Regions from separate parts of the Mus musculus genome. Here region 1 is linked to region 2. A link is a loop called in an ENCODE intact Hi-C map of the cell type or tissue named here. Cell type or tissue: left cerebral cortex. All regions are shown on one strand.

Region 1 (8,000 bases), 110 kb before region 2:
TCTGCATAAATACAATAGGAACTGGAGCTGGGGGGAGCTCGGCGGCAGAGTGCTCCCCTGGTGGTTCCTAATCGAGGGGTCTGCATAAATACAATAGGAACTGGAGCTGGGGGGAGCTCGGCGGCAGAGTGCTCCCCTGGTCCATGAGGCCCTGAGTCTGGTCCCCAGCACTGCAGACAAACAAACAGAGTCAACAACATAACAACAGTGAGGAACACAGTTCATCCCGCACTGAGGAGGCAGAGGCACTGTGTGTGAGTCAGGGCTCTCAGAGCCTTCCTGTCCCAGAACAGAACAGTGATAGTGAAACAGGGGCTGAGGGCATGGCGAGGCTTGAGGGTCAAGGGCGACCCCCCTGACTGGTCAGAGAGAATTGCATGGCCAACAGAAGAGTATAGAGCTGGGAGGAACTGGTACCCATGTCTGTGCAGTCCTGTTACCTCCCAAAGGCTTCCCGAAACAGCTGCTGAGTCAAATGTAGACCTAGACACAGCCTGCCTTCCAGGGCCACATGGAAAGGTGACTTTAATACTGACTAGACATGTGGGCAGCTTGCTAGGATGCTTCAGCGCAGACCAGAGTGCCCGGAACCAGCCTTTCCTCAACCTCTGACCCAACAAGGACTCTGGACAGATCGATCCATCAGGGGGTTTGTTATCAGAAATTCCAGACTGGGATTTGCAGTGGCTGAGCATGCACAAGCAGGGTTCTGAGTTCTATCCTCTGCACTGGGTAGAGTGGAGGCCCAGATCCACCAGCTACAAGTGACCCTCTCCACCTCACAAAATCCTCAGAGTTGTGGTGAGGCTCACATGAAACAGTGAAGCAAAGGCTTTGCAAATTGCAGAGCTCCAAGGAGATTCAAGAATCCTCTAGTCTCCCACATGCCGCTGCTGCTTACTTACCTGCCTGGAAGTGCAAAAAAAAAAAAAAAAAAAAATTAATTAATTACACATTAAAAATTAAATCCTCCCCACGGACAGTCTCACACAGCCCACCTGAGGCGGGTGCTATTGCAGGTGCCACCTTATCACATGGGAATCCAAAGCACAAATTGTACAACTTGCTTAAGATCATAGAGGCAGGCAACTTAGCTCTAAAGCAACCCTGCTTTTAATCTGTGATCCTTCCCCATTCTGTCTCTATATCCTGAAAGCTCCTTCATGTCCACAAGAAAACCTTGGAATGACACCTTTTTTGCCTTGTTTCCTCTTATGGGACCTAAAATAAGACAGGAATCAAGACTGGTACCCACAGATGCATGCTTGACCCAGGGTCAGGCCAGCCACCCTGGATTTGCCCTGGGATCTGGGACTGGATGTGGTGTCTGTCTCCCTCTGCTGGTCCCATAGGGGGACAGCCTGGCCAACCTGCTTTCCCTAGAGCTGGTTGATGTCCATGTCTCCCCAGCGGTGGCTGGTTAAGTGTAGGGAACATTCAGGAGACAGGGGACTCGGGCCATATCCTGGTCCACAGAAACTCTGTCACCTTCTGGAATTCCTGTGGCAATGGTATTGTCTTTAACAGGACCCCCAAGGGGTGGTCTTTAGGGAGGTCAGGTTGCCTCCCTGATGCCTGCCCAGGGGGCCCCCAAACAGCCTCTTTTCCCTTCTAACTCATGAATGGAGCTGTCATCCGTGGATTTATCTAAACCTTTTGTGAAGCTATTTATATTTCCAACCGGGACCACATCTTGGGGTAATGAGTTCCATCGCTGTCCTCCCCTGCTGGGTGAAGCATGCTGCCTTTGATTTGTCCTAAACTTACCTCACTTGCACTCCAAGGGGGCCCTGTAACTCCAGCATGCCAGGTTTTGGTGAACAAGCTGAGCTTCCCCCTTTCCATCCCCCTGTGGGTTTGAAAAATTCCATTCCTTCTTCCCTCTACCTCCAGCCCTGCAGACTGAAAAGTCCTGGTCCCTCGTGTGTGCACTGTGTCTGTGTGTCTAGAGTGTGGCCATATCTTTATCCCATGGGAACCTCCAGAAGACCCTGAAAGACATAAGCACTACCATCCTGCCTGCTCTGGGGGCTCAGGACCAGCGAAAACCCAGAATGGAAGGACCACATAGTGGCTCAAAAGAGCAGCAGCCTGCTTTCTTAGCTGCTCTCAAGGGCTGCTTCTTCCTCCTGTCCCAGACACAGTCATAGAAGGTTCTCCAGCCTGTGGGCTCCATGCCTTTCTCTGTACCTTCTCCTGGGGAGACTTTCCTCCAGGATCCCTTCATCCTGGACTAATCTGATGGTCTGCTCTGTTGCCCTCTCTGATTCTTAGGCTACAGTAAGGATGGACTACACAGTTTGAGCAGATAGGATACCATCATTGCAATAGCAGATTGAAAGAGCTTTGTACACATGAACTAAATAAACTTTCACGGTAGCTCATCAAAGGAGTGACCCTGAGTACCTCCAGTCTATACATTAGAAAATTCAGACTTTAAGAGCACCAGCCTAGCTGGGCAGTGGTGGCGCACGCCTTTAATCCCAGCACTTGGGAGGTAGAGGCAGGCGGATTTCTGAGTTCGAGGCCAGCCTGGTCTACAGCGTGAGTTCCAGGACAGCCAGGGCTACACAGAGAAACCCCACCTCTAAGAAGAAGAAAAAACCCACCAGCCTAATGCCCATTTTCACACAACTTTGGATGGAGCCAGAATTCAAGTCTTGCAAAGGTTCTGAATCTTTGTTCTTCACTTATTCAGCATAGATTCATCAAACTAATGGTACGTGCCAAACATCGCTCTGATTGATGGGGCAGATGCCAGGTAACAAGAAACCCTGGGCAGGGCTTGGCAGCGGGGGCTGGCAGCACCTGGTGTGCTACACGTGCGTCACAGGCAGGCCAAATGGTGTTCTCCCTTCCTAGTGCCCCAACATCTCAGAGCTGCCATGTCTACTTGGTTACCCCAGAGTAAGCACACAAATGCCGTATCTACAGCCTATACCAAGACAAACCCAGGTGAACCCCAACTCTCCAAACTCTTCTGCACTTCTGCTATTTACGCCAGTTTGTCAAAACTCCCACGTGACAGCATATTCCCAGAGCCATAGATTCCTGCCTTTCCCCAAGGTGCAGCTTCACAATGACTTGTAGTGCCTTGTTCTTTGTCAGCTGCCCTGTGTGACCCTCCCAACCCAGCCCCAGAGCCGTGGCTCTCACTTTGTAGCTCCCTTCCTCAGGTCTTCAGGCAAATGCCCTACCTGGACATGCTGTTCTAGAGGAGGCTCTCTTCTCCCAGCATTCCCCTCCCCTCTCCTCTCCCAGTATCCTTTTGTCCTCCCTGTAGCACCTACACACCATACTCGGAGATCAGGGAGCTTTATCTTGTCTCTGTTCCAAACTTGGAAAATTGCACCCAATGTGTGCTGTATGTGTTGATGCAGTGGATGGCTGAGCACCAAGTCCCAGCTTTGGGCTCCCTGTGATGTGATTCAGCCCTAAACAGCTAGGGGGAAGTGGTTCTAGAAGGAATTGGGTCCCGGCAAGAGGATGCCTCTGAGGGTTTGCAGTGGCAGCCACCCTTCATCACCGTCCCAGATACACTTACATTTACACAAAGCAAATGAACCTTTGTAGGAAGCTGCCTCCAACATGGGGTGAGGTGAACACCGTAAGTTTGGGGGTTGAATCCTGAGGTCATCCCATCATCTCTTGCAACTGCATTTGAGGGAAAAATGGAGGTGCAGAGGGGCCTTGGCCTGCTCCAGGCCATCTGTGCACAGAGCTGGACTCACATTTTGCTCTACTTTCAGGATGGACCCAAGCCCTCTTTGGGTGATCCATCTCCCACTCAACATAATAACGTCTCCCGTGGGTCCCAGCTCCCTCCCCCTCTTACTGTGCTTGTGGGTAAACTTGCATGACTGGATGTGCTAACTGCAAGACAGAATGGTGGATTGGAAAGCTCCATACTAGACTCACAACCCAGGAATGGGGCAGGGAACAGACCCTAGAAGAGTTTGTCTGCAAGGATTACACCCCAGGGAAACCCTTCAGGATCTTAAGTGTCAGGTTGGAGGGAGTCTGGGCGAGCATCCTGTTCCTTACCTTCCGCAGTCCAGTGTACTACAGGTTTCTGGCATTGAGTGAGAAAACAGGAGGGTGATCACTCTAAAGTATCCTTTCTCCTTCTCCTAGTATATACGACCTCATATACACTAGAATAGCACCTTAACACCCAGTATGTCAGGGACAGAACAGGTCAATCAGCAGCCGTCTCCTTTGCTTCCAGGGAGCCTTCTGTCTTCCAGGGAGCCTCGCCTTCTGTCTCCTGTTGAGACAGCCTGGCTGCTCAGGCAGGGGACAGGGGAGGAAGTGGAGGATGTTTTAAGATCTCACCCAGTCCTGGGTAGGGTGGGAGGATATCTTAAGAAGAAGAAACAGGAAGCACTGGGGATTTGCTTGCTTGCTTGCTTGTTTTTGAGACAGGGTTTCTCTGTGTAGCTCTGGCTGCCCAGGAACTCCCTCACTCTGTAGACCCCTCTGCCTCTCCTGGGATTAAATTAGTGCCCCACCAGGCCTGGTTTAACCCAGGGCTTTTGAATGTTAGATATGTGTTCTACTCAGATTTACACTCCAGCCCTTTATTTTTTCTTACATCTATTATTAGTGTGTGTGAGATTGGCAGCCCTTCCGTGGAGTGCTTGTGGGCGTCAGCGGGCAGCTTTCGGGGTTCTTCCTGTTGGGCCCGCTGCTGGCTGCGGAGCTCCTGTCCTCAGGCCGCACAGAAGCAGCTTATGCCCCCCCCCCCACCCGCCTGGCTCGCCTTGAACGTTCTCTGTCATCTCAATAGGCCTTGAATTTTCAATCTTTCCACCCCAGCCCTCCAAGAACCTGAGATTACAAACCTGTGCGAACATGGGCTAAGCATGGGAGAGTAGAGTTATCAGGAGAGGGGGTGCTGTGGGCAGAGGTGGAGGGTGGAGCAGCCTGGTTAAACTGTGCCACATACTTAACTTTTTCCTTTCCTTCCTTCCTTCCTTTCTTTCTTTCTTTCTTTCTTTCTTTCTTTCTTTCTTTCTTTCTTTCTTTCTTTCTTTCTTTCTAAAAAGATGTATTTCTTTTATTTATATGGGTGCTCTATCTGTACTGCATGCCAGAAGAGGGCATCAGATCACCATGTGGTTGCTAAGAATTGAACTCAGGTCCTCCGGAAGAGCAGCCAGTGCTCTTAACCACTGAGCCATCTCTCTAGGCCCTCCTTTTTCTATTTTTTTGAGACAGGGTCTTGCTATATAGCCCAGGCTGGCCTCTCAAGTTCTCGAGTCGCTAGTGGTAGGATTATAGGCATGAGCCACCATACCTGGCTCAACACCTATTTATTGATCCTAGGCTGGGTGGGAAGTACACAGAGCAATAAACAAAACAGAAGCAGTTCCTGCCCACATGCAGCAGCCACAACAGCAGGAAGCACAAATATTAAACACAGAGGAAACTGGGACACACCATGGCTCAAAGCCTAGGGTTTTCTCTGCTGAGGGAACCTTTGCTGTTGAGCCCAGGAAGAGAAGTCAGCATGGGAGAAGCAGGCTACAGCCTTGGAAGCAGCCAGAGTGGCCGCTAAGAGCCTGGCAGGGCTATGGAGATAGGTGATCATGTGGGGTAGGAGACAGTGAAGACCTCTGTGGGACCTGGATCCTCAAAGTTCCTGATCAAGAGACTGGACTTTGCCAGGAGAGTTAAGCCCACCGGGGGGGGGGGGGGGGGCGGGTCACTGAGGACTGTGTCTGGACAGTGAAAGGAGGACAGTGGAGACAGAAGGAGGGCCACTTTGCCATCTGTTTGGGAAATGAAGCAGCCAGAATCCACCGAAGACGTGAGCAAGTGAGGAGGAGAGGATGCTGGTAATCCCCTAACTCCCAGTCTAACAGAGAACTGGACACCTCTGCGTTGTATGCAGCTTGCCTTGGATGTGGAAAGGGAAAGCCGCCTCCTCCCCGGAGGCTCTAGGAAAGAAGCACTTGGAGAGGGAGAGGAGCCTAGAAAAACAAAGAGGGGCTAGGTAACAAACACACCCTCCCCACTACCCACAGGCCCGCAGGGGGATGGGCAAGGGTTGCTCTAGGCATTTGAACTACCTCCCAGAGCAAGGTGAATGCGTCCCAGCTGAAAATCTTCATCCTTCCACACTGTCTGGGTAATTGGTAAAATGTACATAAACCAAACCCCGCGTAGTACTTAAGCCTTCCCAGGGCTTCCCAGTTCATCCCTTCAGCTCTGCCTCCCCACCCCTTACCGCACAAGGCTCGGGACACCCCATTCACCCATATTCGCCTACCCCCATTGTGCTTCTGCTTCTGCCCCTCCTTCTGACAAGTCCATCCTTCCACCCTTTTCTGTCCCAGAACCTTCTCATCTTTCCATGTATTTACGAAGGTCAGTGAAGGATCCTGAAAGCAAAATGAACAGCCCCTTCTCATCGCTCTTGAAGCGAGTTACGTTTTTTGAGGGGAGCTGGTGGTTGCTGCCACAACAGAATCCCCAGCCCAGATTGAGCGCGGACTATCTTGATTTGACCCTGTAACCCCACACACTAAAGTTAGCGACCCGGGAGGGTCTACACTTCCCACGTTAGGGCTCTGGTCCAGAGCTCGATCCTTGGTGCAGACACCTTGCTCCTCCATCTAGTATGCCCTTCACCTATGCCCAGTGCAGCCCAGTGGAGCTGCAGAGCTCTGCAGGGTGTGCAGGGCTCGGGTTCGGGTGGGAGAATCAGACCTGAGGAAGGACACAGGAGCAAGCCCTCCGCAGTCACGTGACCCGGGCCACACCCAATGAACCGACTAGATCACGTGACACCGAGCTTAGGAACGTTTTTCTCACGTGACGGAGAAACCCCGGGTGAACCAATAAGGAAGCGGAGGCCAGGCCGGCAGCGGGGAGGGGACGGTGCGCGGGAAGGGAACTTTAGGCAGTCGTAGTAGCTGCTGGGACTCATTATATGTCCTATCCCGTCCCGGTTCGTGTGCAAAACAAGCTCGATTTTTGTGCTTATGTACTATGAAGTGCCTGATCACCGGGGGCAACGTGAAGGGTAAGTTTGGACCTACCTTGCAGCAGACCACGTGAGCAAGCCCCAGGAGTCCCCCTAACCACTTTCTGTTCTCCTCCCCGCAGTGCTGGGCAAGGCTGTCCATTCGCTATCCCGAATCGGGGACGAGCTCTATCTGGAACCCTTGAAGGACGGGGTAAGGGACTGGGACGCAGGGATGGGGGCGGATTCAATGGTGAATGGGGAGCCTAGGCTTGGTGTTCATTCGGCCTTACAGGGATGGTGGACAGATATTCCGGCGCAGTTTATTATCTCTTGGGTTGTTCGGACATCGGCTTGGGCCCAGTCTTCTGAGGCTGCATGTCTATACAGAGGGTACTTGCTCTTCCTAGAACGCCTAGTGGCAGGCAAGGTGGGGCTAAAGTAACTTAAGGGAAAAGCAATTTTGCCTGCTTTTTGTGTCTCAGCTCTCCCTACGGACTGTGAACTCGTCCCGTTCTGCCTATGCCTGCTTCCTTTTTGCCCCACTCTTCTTCCAGCAGTACCAGGCGGCTTCCCCTGGTCAGGACCTGCTGCGCTGTAAGATCCTGATGAAGGTAAGGGCCACCTGAAGCAGCTCCACAGCTGTGCCTCTGTGCCAGGTACTCAGTAAATGATGAGTTTGACTAGGGAGTTAGTCTCATATGGGAGCTATTCCATGCAACATGCAGTGAGGTAAAGATGTTTAGACCGTAGAGGGCTATCTAAGATCTGTGGAGAGGGTGGTGACATTGGTCAAGAAAAGGTTAGTGGCCCTTCCCAGCAAAGAGACCAGCATGGGCAAGGCAGCATGGGAGTGTGCAGACACCACAGCTTTGTGGGGCCAGTGATGGGGCCAGGGCCTACATGGGATGTAGAGCTGGGCCGTGGAAGCAGTGTGCCAGACTGATGTCCTACCCTGCCCAGGCCTTCCTGTCCGTCTTCCGCTCTCTGGCAATTGTGGAGAAGTCTGTGGAGAAGTGCTGTATCTCCC
Region 2 (8,000 bases):
GATACAAAACAGGAAGGCGGTGAGTGCCACGAGGAAAGGAAGGGTCAGCAAGGGTGAAGACCTGGGGTCTAAATGCCACAGAGGGTCACAGATCACTGAGAGGACATGGCCATGGCTTGAATATGTGGTATGTGTGCACACAGGGGGCTGGAGGCAGAGAAGTGTGTACAAACTTGGTAGGGAGGGGTATGACGAGTATTTTCAAGGAATAGCAACAAGACCACCTCTCAACAGACTTGCCTTGCCCTGTCCCGCTGGAACCTCATTCCCAGCTCTTGTGACGTCTGTCAGTGTGTGAGAGCCTCTGGTTGCCCTTTCATAGTTCTGAAGCCCAGGTGTGGCCCACTTGACCCCACGAGGTGGGATATGGCCCTCTCTCCTCCTAGATGTAGATTTTATAGGTCCGAAGAACAAACCTGGCTCAGACCCCTTGAAGCCCCGCTAGCCTGCCTTGATCCAGCATGTCTCTCAACAGCCAAAGGCCAGATGTCCGTCCTCACCATCTAGTTCCTGCCTGCCCTGTCTGTTCCTGCCACAGTCTGAGGCCCTGATCCATGCGCCTCTTTTCTGATCTCCCGGGAATGCCAGAATTCACTTTCCCCCAGAACCCCTGATTAAGCTACCTGCCACCTAGTGGGCCTGGCTCCCTGGTCTCCTCATAGACTGCATTCCCTTCCCCCATGGGATTACAGATTCTTAGGATTAAAGGAGACCATATGTAGGCTGTGCAGGCTGGGCATTTAATGGATTGAAAGCACCCGTTGGCCTTCCTTGCCCTTCTGCCCCTCTGTCCCACCCTTCTGCTTGATTATTCAAAGAGGATGTCTCTCTGTCCTCTTATGGGCTACAGAACCCACTAACGGAACTGGTTGTGGGGGAATCCAGCGGGACTATCCCCCTGAGGCCTGTGAATTTCTTCTTCACTCTACCATGAAGCATGGCTCCTTTACAGACCTCCCCGCCATTCTCACCTGGATCATGTAGAGCTGGGCCACTTGATACTCGTCCAGGCTCATGGGCAGCAGGATGTGGTACTCCTTGATAAGCATCCTGAAGACGCTCCGCTGACCGCGTGCGGCCTCTGCTCCTCCTAGCGCAGGGTACCGCGCGGCAGTCAGTGCAGGACGGTGGTGCGCGGTACTGAGCCCTGCACGCCTGCGGAGGGGCTCGGGCCGCGGAACCCCATGGCCGGGCCCGCCGCGGGGGAGGCAGAGGCGAACCCAGTGTTGCCTCCCGCACCGCGGAGCCCAGAGCAGTAGAAAGGCTCAGAGCTGACCTCTTTTCCACGCAGCCCCCGCCCCCCGCCTGCCTGTCGTCATGGCAACCGCGCGCTGACGCGGGCCCCCCAGAGCGGCGGACGCGAGCCGACACGCCGCAAGGCCATCCTCGCGTCTGCACCGAGGTCGCATCCCGAAACAGCATCCCTCCGGGCCGCGCCTGGCTTCCAAGACCAGAACCTTAGGGACCCGCCCCCTTCACCATTTCATCCCCTGAAGTCGGTGGGGTTCTGTGTACTCCACTCCTAGACGTTCACCTAGACCCTTGTCCGCCAAGATATCTTTCAGGAAGCGACCCCCAATGGGCCTCTGCAACTCTGCTAATACTAACTTACCTTACGGTGCCAGAAGAAAAAAACAAAACAAAACCTCCGTCCGTCCCCCCCTCCCAAAACCTGCTTTTACCACCCTAGAAGGTACCCGGTTCCTGAACTGTATGTACCCTTGGTTTTCGCTGAGTTTCCATTCGTCCTTACAGCCACCCCATCATCTTCCCACGAGGTTGCCCATTCCAGGCTGGTGTAGGAGCGGTCCACTGGTATCCCTCTGGCCTCCGCCCTGGGAGGCCCACTCTGCCCACCTGCGTCCCGGCATGGCGCCACAGTTCCGCTGCAGACACCCCTCCACCCCCACCTTGCACCCAGCGGGCAGGCGAGAGGCCCTCTGTCCTCACTTCCCTCAGCTCCTTGTCCCTGTCGCCAGACGTGCTCTTGACCCGCCCGCTCACCGACGTCCCCGCTCACCTCTAGCTTCTGGTGGGCGCCCCTCACCCAACCGGGGCAGGGGTGGTCGACCCCAAGGTGGGAGTCCGTTGTGCCCCCAGTCCCGGCCTCGGTTTCCAGATGGAGCCCGACCCTCTGGAGGCGCGGAGCCGGCCCATAGCCCCGACCTTTTTCCCGGTCTGCCCGCCGGCGCCCCTGCTGTCCCTCCCCGCCGCGTCACTGCAGCTGCCCCGCCCCTTTCCTGGGCCCGGCTGGTCCTCCCCACCCCGGCAGGGTCGGGGCAGCCCCGCCCGCGGCGCAGCAAGGCTGGCCCCTGCTTTCCTTCTCCAAGACAGACGGGGAAGAGGCCGGGCCCCAAATTCCAGTTCTTTATTTCTGTGCTGTCTGGACACCCCAAGAATTCTTGGTTTCATTTCCCACCCAGGCCCAGTCAGGGCAGCCCTCCTGTGTGCTTTGAAGAGGTGGGATTTGACCTAGGGGGAGCCCAGGTTAGAGGAAATGTTGTACCCCAAAGTTAGCCAGAATTTGGAAGTTCTCAATTGCCTCTGCCTAGGTTGGCATTTCACGGTTACTTAGCTACATGCCCAGGTAGAGGCCATCCCCTTAATGAAGCCCAAGTCCTTCCCTACTATGTTTGCTAGGTTCTCAAATTTGGACACCCATCTAACTGCTCCGACTCTGTACAAAGGCCGAGACACCCGGGGCTGGCTCATGGAGCCACACCCAGCCTTGTGGAAGTTGTCAGGACAGTGGATAGCAGCATCAAGCCAAGGTGCTGGGGGTGGGGGGGAAGGAGCCTCTAACTGCCTCCCTTAGGAGTCAGGGACCCGGTGTATTTAGAGCCTTCCAAGGATGGTTTTAAAGCGGAGCTGGTGTAGGGGCATTAGGACGTTCACGGGAGAGGCTTAAGTGAACTGGTATTTCCACCCTGCCAGGCATGCCTGCCAATCTACAGGAAGGGCCCTTTAGGCTCCGGCTGTCCAATAGTGCCTCCAGCTGTGAAGGCAGCCAAGCCCTACGCTGCCCCCTGGTGGCACCTCCTTATGCAGACATCATTGGTGTTCTGTCTGGCCTTCAGCTGCAAGGCGCAGAGCTGGAGGTAGCAATGGACAAGATGGGAAGGCAAAGCTCGGTTCAAGCGCCCTTCCCAGTTCCTGCTCTGCCCTTCCCCTCTGCCCACTCAGGCTTCCCCAGAGGAACCACACACAGAAAGGCTGAGAGAATGACTCCAAAGCATCTTTTATTTATACAAAAAGGACATATTTAGTAAAAGACACACCAAAAAAAGAGTCGGCTGTGGCCCCAGAGATGAGGCAGGAAGGTCTTCTGCACTCCTGTTGAAGAGGCAGGAGGTGGCCTGGGCTAAGAGTTAAGGAGTAAGTGCTGTGTGGTGGGGCCACAGAGAGGAGCAAGCTCCCGTCAGATCAGCACTGTGAGCAGGTCATGGAAGGGACTCCCAGTGGCCTCCCAGCACTCCCACAGAGGGAGGAGACCAGTTTGTACAGCCAACTGGACGAAGATCTGCTACCTGGTTCCTGGAGGGTGCCCACTAAGGGACACAGGACAGGAAGCCCAGGATAGGAAGCAACTTGGGGCGCGAAGGCCAGGGAGAAGCAGGCGCTCTGCAGTGGCCAGAAAGGTCCCGGCGAGGAGGTCAAGGTGCTTCCTGTTACGTGCGGGCATTGCGTTCTGTCTCTGCCAAGCACTCTCTGACTAGTGCCCGAGCGTGGATGATGCCTGGGGTGCGGTGAGGATGGGGAAGTAATAAACAGGGCCCCAGAAACAGTCCACAGCCACCCTTCAGAGCAGACACTCCCCCACCGCTCCATGGTTCAGCAAGAGCACCTCTAATCTAATGAGGATGGATGGGATTAAGGGTTGGCTAATCCGAGTTCCCAGGCACCTTCTTGGAAACAGACTCATTTGAAAATGGAAAAGTTCATTTAAAACCCCTCCTTAGGTACACGTTCTGTTCCAATCGAGGCTGGCCCAAATGTCCTGTCCTGACTCTAGATATCCTCCATCCTTACTGAACTGTCTTAAAGTTCAGTGTCTGTGTCCTGGGCAGAGCAAGGGCAGGCCTGTGGCTTCACTTACCTCTCTTCAGGCGCTCCATGGCACTCTTGCTACCAGCATAGGTGGGCCGGATCTCTTTGCCCATCTCCTCTATGACAGACAGCAGGTCCGTGTAGGTGCTCTGAGAGCCCTGGGAACCAGGTGGCTTCATCGCCTGTGTCAAAAGAAAATACAGACGTGATCTCAGACCCCGAGGGGATCTCCTGTCCTCAGCCATAAGCAAGCTCTTGGCCACACTCACCTGTACATACCCCATGGAGGGCGGACCAAAGTCGTTAAACAGCGGTCTGAAAGGTGCGGCAGCTCCTGGCACTGAGCCCGATGGCGATGGGACACTCCCGGCTGCAACGACACCAGCAAGAGGTCAGAGTGTGACAAGGGCCTCGTCACAGATTTCCAAGCCCAGGACTGTTCCCTTGACTAACCTCCAACGGCATGCTTCTTCATTCCACTCTGAACAACTTCGGAGACACACTCCTCCCCCCTGCGCTCCACCTACAAGCTCTACGTGACCACGCCCACTTCTCAGGCCAGCAAACTGAGGCTGAGCCAGGCTCGTCTAGCAGGCCCCGGATTGCAAAACTCGAGCGGTTTCTCTCCAAGACCTCGACTGCCCGGACAAGGCGAACAAGGATGGAGTTGGAGCCTCACCTGTAGGGACCGGGGTGCCTGGCCCGGGGGTGCTGGAGCCCGGGGTACTGCTGGGGGCGGGCGCGATAGGTTTGTAGGACATCCCAACTCCTCAGTGCGGCGGCCGCCAGCCGGCCGCTCCTCTGGGGTTGGCTGTCCGGCAGCTCAGCCGCACTCTGATTGGCAAGCGAGCTGCACGCCCCTGGTAAATAGAGCTCCGGCCGGAAGGGTGGGCGGGCACGATCGGTCCTCACTCTCGATTGGCGCGCTCAGCTGTCACTCGAGCCTCCTCATTGGCTGAATCTTGCCCCCGCAGGGCGCAACCGCTGCCGATTGGCCTCCACCTTCCGGACCTCGCACCTGTCTGCCCCGGATTGGGCGGTGACAGTCGTCCTCCTCAATTGGCGAGTTCGGGGCCCGGGGCCGGCGCGCTTTCAATCCGATTAGTCCCGAGGTCCAAGAGGCGGGGCCTCGGCAGCGGGCCAGTCTGGTCCCCGCGGTTTGCTCCGGTGGTGTGTGGCGGGCCGCCGAACACACTTCGTCCTCACCGCTTCGCGACTTCCCTCCGCTCAGAACTCCCAAGGCCACGGCTCCCACAGTGTGAGCACTCCGCCCTACCCCGAGCGTTTTACGTCACCTTTCACTGGTTCCGTGTCCCCCCCCCTTCGGCTGTGCGCATGTGCGCGCCTCAGGCCTGTATTTGTTCCCATGGCAACGGTTCCCTCACCAAAGTCATTACCAAGCTCCTTCTCTGGATTGGTTTGAATCTTCGGTCTAGGCAGGTGGGTCCAAGGCAGCCAACGACGCTGCTCGACACTGAACCCTAAGTCCCCTACTCTCTCCACAGACAATGATAGAGCATCATAGATCAAGAATTGCGTTAGGTCAAGTCAGGACCCTGGTCAAGACCCTTGGCTGGAATCTCAACACCTCATTAATGGTTTCCTCCTGGACTCTTTTTGGCGGGTGGGATGAGATTGAGACAAGGTCTCAAGTAGCCCAGTCAGAACTCGAACTCTCCGGGTAGGGGAGGGTGACCTTGAATTCCTGATGCTCTTGTCTCGGAAATGCTAAAGGATTACAGTCACACGCCAGTTTCTTGCCCTAATAGGTTTCCGTTTTCTCATGAAACATGAAGACAGTAATACCTGGAAAGTAAACTTGGAAGTGGGTAGAGAAATAGAGATGAGAGCCAGCCCCATATGGGTTGAAGCATGGTTGATTATTGTTCTGACGTCATTAATGAAACTCCCACCTGGGTCTGGCCATCTAGTTCCTATTTCCTTGAAATCAATTCACTTTAAAATTAAAATAAAACTATTTTATGTATACGAGTGTTTTGTCTGCATATATGTCTGCAGAACTGCTGCTTTAGCCCTCAACTCACTTTTTAAAAAAGCGACTGCAGAGATGGCTTAGCAGGTAAGAGGACAGGCTGCTCCTCCAGAGGACCCAGGTTAGAATTCTAAGCATTTACATAAAGTGCCTCAGAACCATCTGTAACTGCATTTCCAGGGGGCCCAATATCTCTTTCTGTTCTCAGTGGGCACCTAGCAAGCAGGTAGTACACAAACGTACAGTCAGAGAAAACACCCTAGACTTTTTTTTTTTTTTTTTTTCTGAGAAAGGGTCTCACTATCTAGCTCTAGCTAACCTGGAACTCAATATGTAGGCCAGGCTGGCCTTAAACTCACAGAGATCCTCTCTCTTCTTCCTGAATGCTTTGATTGAAGGCATGCACTACCACTCCCAGCTAAATAAATCTCCCTGTTTTTTTTTTTAAAGACTTATTTTATTTATTATATGTAAGTACACTGTAGCTGTCTTCAGACACCAGGAGAGGGAATCAGGTCTTGTTACAGATGGTTGTGAGCCACCATGTGGTTGCTGGGATTTGAACTCGGGACCTCTGGAAGAGCAATCAGTGCTCTTAACCGCTGAGCCATCTCTCCAGCCCATAAATCTCCTTTTAAAAGACTATTAAAAAACAAACCAAAAGGCTGAAGAGATAGTTCAGTGGTTAAGACTGACTGCTCTTCCAAAAGTTTTGAGTTCAATTCCTAGCAACCACATGGTGGCTCACAACCATCTGTAGTGGGATCCAGTGCCCTCTTCTGGTGTGTCTGAGGACAGCTACAGTGTTCTCAAGATATATAAAGTAAATAAATCTTTAAAAAAAACCCAAACAAATCTCAAATTAAAAACAAAAAAACAAACAAACAAACAAAAAAAACAAAACCTGGCATTTAATCATGCCTTTTTAGAATTCTCTAATTCACAATTAAGGCCCTGGGATGGCGGTGAGAGTGTGTAACCTCAAGGAGGCTGGAGGATCAAGAACTCAACACCAGCCTATCCCAAATAAACAAAAATAAAAGTGCCCCGGTCAGGTCACCCAAGACAACCCCCATGTGTGCCAGCAGGACTGCATGGTGGGAAAGACTCCAGTAGGTGGGTGGGAGTGTGTGAAGAGGAGCTACTGTAAAACACTCCGTTCAGGAATGTCTCAGTTCCCCTCCTTTCAGCCTTAAGCCTTCCTGCTTTCTCCCTTGCTCCATATGTTCATTGCTTGGGGTTGAGTAATATCCAAAGGAAACAAAACACCATGGACTGAATAGTTTAAATTGAGATTATTTTTGCACAGCTTAGGGGCTAAAAGTCTGAGGTTGGAGTACCAGCGTCCTGGGTCCCTGCTGTGGGCTTTCTTCCCGGCCTCACACAGTGTTTCTACATAAGGGCCCTGTCCTTTGACCTTTAATTTTCACTTTTTCCTTAGGGACCTACCTCCAGATTCAGCCACAGGGGGAAGTAGGGGTGCACATGTGAGCTTAAGGGAACACACCGGCATCCAGCTCTGAACATCTGGGGAGGTGAGAGTGGGCTGAACACACTGAAGCGATCTAGATGTTCCTCTTCTTTCCAGAGTGGATCCTCCCTGAGGAACAGGGTGTGTCCTGAAGGAGGTTAGAGCAGACAGCTGCAGCCTGCCTACTAAAGACCAGACTCTGATCACTCGGGGGAAGCTGGCAAAGGCCTCTTGGCCTGTTTGTCAGGGGAACCCTTCCCCAGCCTCAGTGTGTGTGTGTGTGTGTGTGTGTGTGTGTGTGTGTTACATGTGTGGGAATGTGTGGGTGCAAGTCCATGTGAATGACTGAGGAGTGAGAAGACCAGAGAAGAGAGTATCCGGTGTTCTCATCTACTGCTGTTTGCCCCTCTGCCTTGAGTTGGCGTATGCCATTGAACCAGAAACTCACATTTCAGCTAGCCTGGCTGGCCAGGGAGCCCCAACTCTACC

What was found. Peaks named below come from ENCODE experiments on the same cell type or tissue, not always from the same donor. Only the 100,000 strongest peaks of a DNase experiment are listed, where the experiment ranks them.
Region 1: it touches region 2 in a loop (2.1-fold over the local background); 5 of 42 quality-filtered maps call a loop at or near these places.

Annotation. Positions count from the first base shown.
Region 1 is chr19:4,200,513-4,208,512 of GRCm38, reverse strand. Rad9a (RAD9 checkpoint clamp component A) reads left to right here and starts at 6,910. Exons shown (of 11, transcript NM_011237.2): 1 at 6,910-7,030; 2 at 7,114-7,184; 3 at 7,456-7,584; 4 at 7,934-8,000. The coding sequence starts at 6,997. Gm30082 (a long non-coding RNA gene) reads right to left here and starts at 6,805. Exons shown (of 4, transcript XR_388289.3): 1 at 6,715-6,805; 2 at 6,275-6,386; 3 at 6,075-6,129; 4 at 5,273-5,975. It overlaps LOC102631992 (a long non-coding RNA gene), which reads left to right. Exons shown (of 4, transcript XR_003952884.1): 4 at 1-3,264. In left cerebral cortex, CTCF peaks have their summits at 1,330 (motif pointing left), 3,446, 5,103 (motif pointing right) and 6,685; DNase peaks (open chromatin) are centred at 4,619, 5,967, 6,157, 6,801 and 3 more places; H3K4me3 peaks cover 1,955 bases; H3K27ac peaks cover 3,685 bases.
Region 2 is chr19:4,094,234-4,102,233 of GRCm38, reverse strand. Cdk2ap2 (CDK2-associated protein 2) reads right to left here and starts at 4,883. Exons shown (of 4, transcript NM_026373.4): 1 at 4,727-4,883; 2 at 4,317-4,417; 3 at 4,097-4,229; 4 at 3,217-3,736. The coding sequence starts at 4,808. The coding sequence ends at 3,669. Pitpnm1 (phosphatidylinositol transfer protein, membrane-associated 1) reads right to left here and starts at 1,612. Exons shown (of 23, transcript NM_008851.4): 1 at 972-1,612. The coding sequence starts at 1,049. In left cerebral cortex, CTCF peaks have their summits at 635 (motif pointing left), 3,024 (motif pointing left), 4,905, 6,821 (motif pointing left) and 1 weaker place; DNase peaks (open chromatin) are centred at 4,617, 5,022, 5,354, 7,253 and 5 more places; H3K4me3 peaks cover 4,284 bases; H3K27ac peaks cover 4,313 bases.